2 separate regions of the Homo sapiens genome follow, and region 1 is linked to region 2. A link is a contact called in ENCODE Hi-C or POLR2A ChIA-PET data. All regions are on one chromosome and are shown on one strand. The core of a region is the stretch at or near the end of the contact, and the rest is flanking DNA. Distances in the headings are between cores, read along the strand shown.

The links. Hi-C counts contacts between places; a loop is a spot of excess contacts on that map. ChIA-PET counts read pairs that join two places held with the same protein, here RNA polymerase II (POLR2A). Pooled maps may share reads with other maps.
Region 1: a loop to region 2 is called in a map of PC-3, with 4 times the contacts of the local background. The contact joins the promoter of ZNF248 here to the enhancer-like site in region 2. A Hi-C loop is called at or near these places in 1 of 168 maps with a recorded cell type or tissue (PC-3) and 1 of 50 pooled maps. POLR2A ChIA-PET finds 5 or more read pairs at or near these places in 1 of 52 experiments (PC-3).

The regions. Positions count from the first base shown.
Region 1 is chr10:37,855,763-37,860,146 of GRCh38, forward strand. ZNF248 (zinc finger protein 248) reads right to left here and starts at 1,848. Exons shown (of 6, transcript NM_021045.3): 1 at 1,423-1,848; 2 at 673-770; 3 at 534-575. The coding sequence starts at 548. It overlaps ZNF248-AS1 (ZNF248 antisense RNA 1), which reads left to right and starts at 1,987. Exons shown (of 2, transcript NR_186559.1): 1 at 1,987-2,739; 2 at 3,316-4,384. RefSeq lists an enhancer at 1,341-1,400 and silencers at 1,718-2,094, 1,791-2,340.
Region 2 is chr10:33,262,238-33,266,628 of GRCh38, forward strand. NRP1 (neuropilin 1) reads right to left here. Exons shown (of 17, transcript NM_003873.7): 4 at 1,409-1,636. Among named protein-coding and RNA genes, the nearest start is that of NRP1, 70 kb to the right of the region's middle. RefSeq lists an enhancer at 1,489-2,688. Within about 2 kb of position 2,119, at least 10 of the 41 ENCODE cell types and tissues checked have a DNase peak (open chromatin) inside an H3K27ac peak, as active enhancers do; they include PC-3, where a contact is called at or near this core.

The DNA.
Region 1 (4,384 bases), core at 598-3,097, 4.6 Mb after region 2:
ATAAGGTTGCATTCATCAGATTGAAACATAAATGAGAAACACAGAAACAAGTCGGAACTGTCAGTGATTCAACCTAGAAATAAGAACGAGCTGACACAAACAGTTAGGGAAAACTGTTTTGAGGACATGCAGTCCCTCCATTCCTCCACATCGTCAAGGTTTTATTCCTGGATCAAACAGGACCATCAAACCTCAGCGTTTGTTCTCCTGAAAAGCATATGCACTGAGTTCTGCTCTGTAACTGTGTTCTTTGTTTCTACAAAGAAATACTTATAGACAATTTACTGCATTTATTTCAGAATTGTTACTAGAACAATTAGAGATAATATTACAATAACTTGGATAATTCTGCAAAATTAAAAATCCTGCATCTAATTTGCCAACTGCACTATTTTGGATTTGCTACTTCAGTTTTATTTCCCTTAATGTCAATTTTTGCCTATTTCTATTTTTCCATTTTCAAAACATAAACCCTTATAAACTTCAGAAATCCATTTTTAAACAAACTGGGAATAAAGAAACAAGAATCTCACCTGGGATTTGTTCATTTTCCGCTCTTAGTGGAGGAAGGAGAGCTGAAGGATTAGAAAGGAAGAATGTCAGGAGAGCCTTCGCCGGCCTTGCAGTTCGGAGATTCACCTGCCTATACAGGTCCACACACAAGATACTTACGTGTCCATGTGTGGCTCCGATATATGCTGAGCTCAGACATGACACTTTTCACTGAGTGAATGTAAATATTTCTTATTGATTTATTACCAATTTAGGTTCTGTGACACAGAAAAATTAAAAACATGAAAAGATGAGTTTAACAAGTTAACAGTAATCTGAAGGAAAAAACACTATGGGTTTGTCAAAATTCCTTGTAGGGAAAAAAAAAAACTGAGGCCATATTGTTTATCTGTTTACCTGTTAACACCATTAATGCCCTGAGGTTAGATAATGCAAAAGACCTCTAAAAAAAGGGATAGGATGTTAAATGCAAGTTTAAAAATGTTTGTTCTAACTTGCTAACAATTCCTCAAAAGGATCTTTTAATGAGAAACTGTGATATAGAGTAACAAAATGGGCAGCAGTGGCTCGGGAAACTGCAGACTTGACTTCTAATCTCAGTTCTGCCTCTAAGGAATGACAAGATCTGAACTACTCACCTCCTCAAACTCAATTTTGTTTTTCCATCTTTCAAATAAGGTCAAAACAGATAACCCAAGTATGACCTGACTGCACTACCATCCGGCGGGGATATCAGGCCAAGAGAGGAGGAAGCTCAGCAGCTCATCTGGATGTGCCCGGTGTTCGCGGAGGGGTGATAACAGCATTTCTTTCGCTGTGGCCGTGAGCCTTTCACCCGTCCCTGCCCTCAGACTCTCCAGAGGTGACGTTCCTGTTAGCCTGCGCGCCCACCCCTCAGCTCCAGCTCACCTCTCTCTTCTTAAATTTGTCCCAGACCTTGCACCAGCACACAGACTCCGACGGCTTCAGGATACTGTGCCATGATTACACATAATACATAAGCGAACGCGAAACGTGTAAATAATTACTTGGGATAGGAGGGCGGTCAGAGCCAGCAGGGGCCCTGGTGGTCAGCTAGGCCAGCCCCTTCGCTCCTGCACTCCACGGGCAGAGAGGCCCTTGGGGCCGGTGCAGGAGCCGTCTCCCTCGGGCTCTCCCAGGGAACGCACACCCAATAAATACAGCACCTAAACAATGAAAGTGCTCAAAACAACCCCAGGCGGCAAGTATTCCTAATATCCGTAATTTACAGAGAGGAAAACCGAGTCTCCCGTGGATAATTGTGTCTAATTCATTTGTCGCGGACCTGGCGCAGTCGCTCTCCCCCGCAGCCCCGCCTCCTCCCCGCGGGCTCAGGGCACAAAAAGCGCACACGCACACATCAAACGCCATGCGCACGCGCACAACAAACGTCACACGCTACGCACGCGCGTGCTGTCCCCTCCCCGCAGCCAGTTCCCTCCCCTTCGGGCCAGTGCGCATTGCCTACCCCGTGCTACAGGACTTCGCTGAGCGCCAGGCGCAGGGACTGGACGCATACGGACCCCCGGGAGCCCCGGAACTCGCGTTCCCACGCCAGACCTCATCCCCTTCTGACAGAGACGCCCTCGTCCCACCGTCGCCGCAGGCGCCAGGGGTCCCTCCCCACCGCCGAGGTCTAGCCGCCGCCCGCCCGCCTTCAGGGCAGCGCGGGGACCCCCTGGCCCTCGCCCAGTGCTCCGGGGCTCACCCGCCGCTCCTCGCCGCCTCCGGAGGCGAGGGATTGTTTCCCACAAGGGACTGGAGTCCAGGGAAGGACTCGCCTGGAGCGGGAGGCGGGGATGCACATGCGCAGAGGGAGAGGCCGAGCGCCCGAGTTAGGCTGGTGGATGCGATGCGGGGCTTGGAAGCGGCGCTAGACGGTGCCTGTCAGCTCTGGCCGCAACCCTCAGTTGTAAAATGAGGCTGATAGTGCCTACCTAGCAGGGGTTTTATGAGAATTGGAGGCGCTTACGTTGTAAAAGCATTTAAACCGGTGTCTGACACATAAATTGTTCAGTATATTTCTCACAATTATATATCATGCTGGTCATCATAAGGCTCTCCTGCAAAACAGCCTTGTATAGTGGGTTGAGAGATTACTGTCTCAGTTACCCACTCCTGCTTGGAACCAGGATTCTGTCAGTGTCCCCAGAGGTTGTGGATCAAATCAATGTGCCTGTTAGACACAAGCCAAGAGAAGGAAAGGTGTGCTTGAATTCATTCACGATCATGCATGGTAACGTTTAACTGAAAGACTGGAAGAGAAAACTAAAATCTGTGACCAGTATGGTTATTCTCTGGAATAAGGAAAAACAGAAGCTAGCAATTCAAGACCCAAACATAAAATTGTTTATATGTTTAAAAAAAAAAAAGCCGTTTGAGTAACAAATTTGAAGAAGAAAGCACGCACTCATTTCCCAAAACCAACCATACTTTACCCAGAACTACACTACACGTACATTCTTTTACGTGCACATCTGGCATTTTCAGCACACTATGAGCATGTGCGTGTGTTACAACTTTTCATTTAAAAAATCAACTCCTGGGTCATTGTCCACTTTTTTAAACTTTTCATTTGCTCATAATTTCAGATTTACAGAAGAGTTGCAAAATAGTTCCTATATGCCTTTCACCCAGATTCCACTAGTGTTAGTATTTTACATGACCATGGTATATTTATCAAAACTAAGAAAATAACATAGGTACAAGTACTATTAACTGAACTGCAGAGTTTATTCAGACTTAAGCAGTTCTTCCACTAATGCCCTTTTTCTGTTCCAGCAACCAATCAAGGATATTGTCACCGGGGGTCCTTGCTCCCAGAGCTCCCAAGATGGTGGTGGGCTGCTTCCGAGATGGGGGCAAGCCTCATGTTCTCTGACCTGGGGTTCTTGGCCTCATGGATTACAAGGAATGGAATTTTGGGCTATGTGGTGAGTGTTATAGCTCAATTAGAAGCCGTGGGTCACGGAAGAGAACTGTGGAACCCAGTGACTAGTGTTCAGCTCGATTAGGACCAACCTGGGACTTAGCTGTGCAGGAACAATGGCAAGCCTTTAGCCCAACTTGGGAGCAGCAATGGGCACCTCGCTGGATCAGGAGCACAGCGGACACCCTGCCAGATCCGGAGGGATGGAAGTCAGCGGCGGGTCTGCGAAGGCCGCAAACAGCAGCGGTGGACAGCGAGCGAAAGCTCAGCTCAAGCCGTAACAAACACGGACCAGAAGAGAGTGCAGTTGCAAGATTTAATAGAATGAAAACACAGCTCCCATGCAAAGGGAGGGGACCCAAAGTGGGTAGCTGTTGCCGGCTCCAATGCCTGGGTTTCTATCCCGATCATTGTCCCTCCCGCTGTGCTCTTAGGCAATAGATGATTGGCTATTTCTTTACCTACTGTTTTTGCCTAATTAGCATTTTAGTTAGTTCTCTTTACTACCTGATTGGTCGGATGTGAGCTAAGTGCAAGCCCCTTGTTTAAATGTGGATGCAGTCAACTTCTCAGCTAAGCTTAGGGATTCTTAGTCGGCCTAGGAAATCCAGCTAGTCCTGTCTCTCAGTATCACAGTACATTTACTTGTCATGTCTTAGCCTTGGCCAGTTTGTAATAGTTTCTTGCTCCTACCTTGTCTTTCATGACCTTGCTATGAAGATGAAAGCACGCTCTCTTGACTTCAGTCCTCCCACCTTGGCTTCCCAAAGTGCTTGGGATTACAGGCATGAGCAACCACACCCAGCCTATAGTTTAACTTTAAAACAAGAACGATAATGATCCCTTCCTGAAACTAACCCCCTCCTTGTTTGGGGACAAAAACCGTTTTTGTAAAACTAGTGGAAGTCCACAAGTTTAGAA
Region 2 (4,391 bases), core at 869-3,368:
CTGTTAACAAATTATTGGATATTATCCCCCTCTGTTCAGAATTTCACTGTGTATTTTTGCCATTTACCTTCTAATTCACAAGAGTGGAATGGAAAACTTTCATTTAGATGTCCATATGGCTATTTCCTCCACCTCCTTCAAATCTTCGCTCAAATGTCATTTTCTTTAATAAGGTCTAACCTCGGCCAGGCATGGAGGCTCATGCCTGTAATCTCAGCACTTTGGGAGGCTGAGGCAGGAGGATCTCTTGAGGTCAGGAGTTCGAGACCAGCCTGGCCAACATGGTGAAAACCCGTCTCTACCAAAAATGCAAAAATTAGCTGAGTGTGGTGGTGTGCACCTGTAATCCCAGCTACTCGGGAGGCTGAGGCAGAAGAATTGCTTGAACCTGGGAGGCGGAGGTTGCAGTGAGCCGAGATTGCTCCACTGAACTCCAGCCTGGGTGACAAGAGCAAAACTCTGTCTCAAAAAAAAAAAAAAAAAAAGTCTAACCTCACCACCCTATTTAAAATTTCAACCTATACCTCCCCACTCCCAACTTCTCATCCCTTGACTCTGCTGTACTTTTTCTTGCTTTCATTTGGGGAGATTTGTTTATAGCACTTCTCACCTTCTAACATTTCATGCACATAATTCATTTATTTGTAACGTGCATTGTTTATTGTTTCCTTCTACCTGGCAGAAGAGAAACTCCAAAGGGCAGCATCTTTCATTGTTTTGCTTACCCTGTGGCTAGGATGGTGCCTGGTACATGACAGATGCTCAGGAAATATTTTTTAGGTATATGAATGCATAGGTCAATGACTATAAATGATGTATTGAGGTGACTCAAATTCCCTAAGATGAAAAATCTGTAGAGAATGTACAGGGAACCTGTCTAAATTAGGAATGCCCAAACATTCTCGTTCCTTTTCCAAATTTTTGTTTTGTAGCATAACGGATGCATAGTTTAGCCTTAAAATTTTATTAAGTACTCAACCTCTCAGGTCCTTGGTCTCTGCATTTATAAAATGAGTGGTTTGATGTAATGGAATTACTAAGAGCCCATCCTCTTACAATCTGTGAATTAATGATGAGTAGCCAGGTCAGTGGATGAGCAAAATAGTTTAGAGAGAAAAACTATGTGTTTGTCTCAATTATATCACAAAAATAGCTAAAAGAACCTTTTGTAATCTTTCATGGCCTCAGCTTCTTATCTATAAAATGAAGGAATTGGACTAGATAATTACTAAGGTCTTCTTGAGCTCAAATATTTCATCACTGCTCTGAATATAGAGAGTTTTGCTTTGTTTTCCAGTGTCCTTTTGAGGTTTTTTTTAATGATTCATGTATCATGAGACTTGTAAAAGAATACTGGTGCCCTTCCTCCAGAACCTTCCCTTTTTGGGGTGCTTCCTGTCATTCTTACCATCAGGGAATCCATCCCAGATTTCTAGCCGGTCGTAGCGACAGAACATCCCCCCTGGAGGATTTGAGTCAGGCTCCAGGTCAAAGCTTTCAAATTCCAGGATAATCTCTGACATCTTTGGCACAAAGACAATATAAGTGCATTCAAGGCTGTTGGGATATTTTTCAGGGAATCCGGGGGACTTTATCACTCCACTAGGTGTTGTGTAGTTCTGGGAACATTCAGGACCTATGAGTAGAAGAGAAAAAGGAGTAAAGTGAAAATCCCACTTAAACAACTTCCCCAAGAAATAACCTGGGTAAAGACAGAACATCTTTCTAATAAAAGCCCGCCAGTATAACCACTGTTCTAATCATGTATTAGTCAGCCTTTTCATATTAGTAAAATGGGTATGGAAAGTCAAGTTCAGATTTATTGTGTTAACCTTAGCTTTCCATTTGTATGGAGCAATTTAAAGACTTCTGCTGTTGCAGGGAAAAATATGACAAATATAAAATCATGTGGGAACAATGAATGAGTAAGCTGCAGAAATCTCAACAGAGCCCTAGAGAAATAATTATGGCCCCTTCAAGCTTAAACCTTTAAATCTTGAGGCTGACAGCCCTTTATTGGTGAAATAGAACATTTATAAAGGCGAGGGAGAGAATTCAGTGGAGGCAGTTTGGGTTTCAGATTCCTACACCAGTGACTCAGTAACTCTGCCAGATGTGACCTATGCCTCTTTGACAAACGAAATGTGAAAGGTAATTCGTACATGTACCAAGGGTGAGTGACTCATTCTGAGTGGTGTTGACACAGGTGGGCCGGTAAAGTGTGGCTGTTAGTGAGGGCACGATAAACTGTGATTACAGGCCATGATGCCGGAAGTCACCTGATATCAATGCTGACATCCTAACCTTCCCCGAAGTATCAGACACAGTATAGTACGCCATTCTAAAATTGCATGTTAATAGATGTGTGTGTGTGTGTAATGCATATATTTATAATGTGTAATTTTAATGACTGTTCAGTACCACCAGGACTTTACAAATTATGGTGATTTGTCATTGAAATTGGTCAAGAGCATCCATGCATATAGTGCAGGTTGACCTTATGCCTGTATGAATGACTCCAATTTCAATTCATGGTAACCAGCATAGGGTGGTATTCACTACACAATTCAAAAACTGCCCTTCTTGGCCGGGTGTGCACAATGGCTCATGCCTGTAATGCCAGCACTTTGGGAGGCTGAGGTGGGCGGATCACCTGAGGTCAGGAGTTCGAGACCAGCCTGGCCAACATAGGGAAACCCCAGTCTCTACTAAAAATAGAAAAATTAGCTGGGCGTGGTCGTGGGCACCTGTAATCCCAGCTACCCAAGAGGCTGAGACAGGAGAATTGCTTGAACCCGGGAGGCAGAGGTTGCAGTGAGCCGAGATCACACCACTGCACTCCAGCCTGGGTGACAGAGCCAGCCAGACTCCGCCTCAAAAAACAAACAAACAAACAAACAAACAACAACCAAAAAAACCCAAAACTGCCTTCTCTACCAACATGAGCACATCAGCTCAGTCCCTGAATACCACCTGCTGCTATGATCTTCAAATAGCTACACTTAAGACACTTGTGAATCAGAGAAGTCTTTATCCTTTTGAATTTCAGGATCAAATCTGGGGGTGTTCAGTTCAACAACTCTTTTCCTGCATCATTTTCTCACAGTGGCTTGAAGGCAGACGTGATGGGGCCCCGGCAATGACATGCAAGGATTCAATTCTAAATAAGGTGCTTTGTTGAGATTGTTCTTAACTAAACATTCTCCCAAAGTGCCAGGCAACTAGAGGCGACTTATTAGACATCAATAGAGATTAAAGTTAACTAACTAGCAGGTCTCTAGTTTTAGTGATTCAGGTCAGGAGGCTGAATACCAACAGAGTGCATCTGGCAGCCTGTTGAGAAAACAAATCAATCCTTTCCTCCTCATGCACATATCGGCTATCCATGGATCCATGGCATTGCAGATGCAGAAGAATTCTTAGATGGGCCCAGTAAACCTGGTCTGCAGAGGTCTGACTTATTTGAAATACCTCTCAAACCTTCTTGGACGTGGCTCACCCTTCACCATGAGAGCTGCAAATGCTTATCTATTTGATTCTGGTTCAAAAGTTGGTAACGTGGCAATTCGCCAGGTCAGTTCCAGGTAGAGATTATGACATGTGCTGTATGGTTTATAATCTTAGTTTCTAAATTACTCTGGTGGCTTCTGAGATGACAGCGACTATGCTAATTTGAGTCATTTATCCACAAAGAAAAAATATATATATACATACATGATATTGGGGACCCTTTAGGATTTTATATCCACAGTGTAGAAACAGTTACCCTGGAGACCTCCAAACTCTTCCCTGGGGAAAAAACCGCTTTGGCTACATTCTTGTAAGCCATGGTTTATTAGTATCTGCATGAAACAGCAAGGTTTCATGCAGATACTAATATTTTCTCCTTCTTAAAAAGATAAAATGTTTCAGTTCAGATTAAGATTTATTGAGAAAAAAATGACAGGAATTAAGGTCATACTTTCAAAAGCAAGTGAATTTTGGTGCTTTCACTTTGCCCTTGTCATGCTATGGAAGTGATCCCAGGTTTTCTTGTGTATTTCGACAAAACATGGGGACATTCCATGGGGCGATGGACAAGAACTGGATGGAGCCCCAGGAGACCTGAATCCCAGTCCTGAGATTCACTCACCCGCTGTGTAAACTTGGGTGGCCTCTCAACATTTCTGGTTCTCAAATTCTGCGCATGACAAATGTGAGTTGGACTTTAGAATTTGAAAACTAAAATCTCTTCCAATTTAAAGATTCTGTAACTTCATATTTTGTCCACTATACACCAAAATTTGTTTTAATATTTTCCTTATTCACTGTTGTTTCAGTTTACCATAGTTGAAGAAGCACTTTCTCGCAAAAGGACAATGGCAGAAAAGGGGTTAAGAAAGTCCATGGTG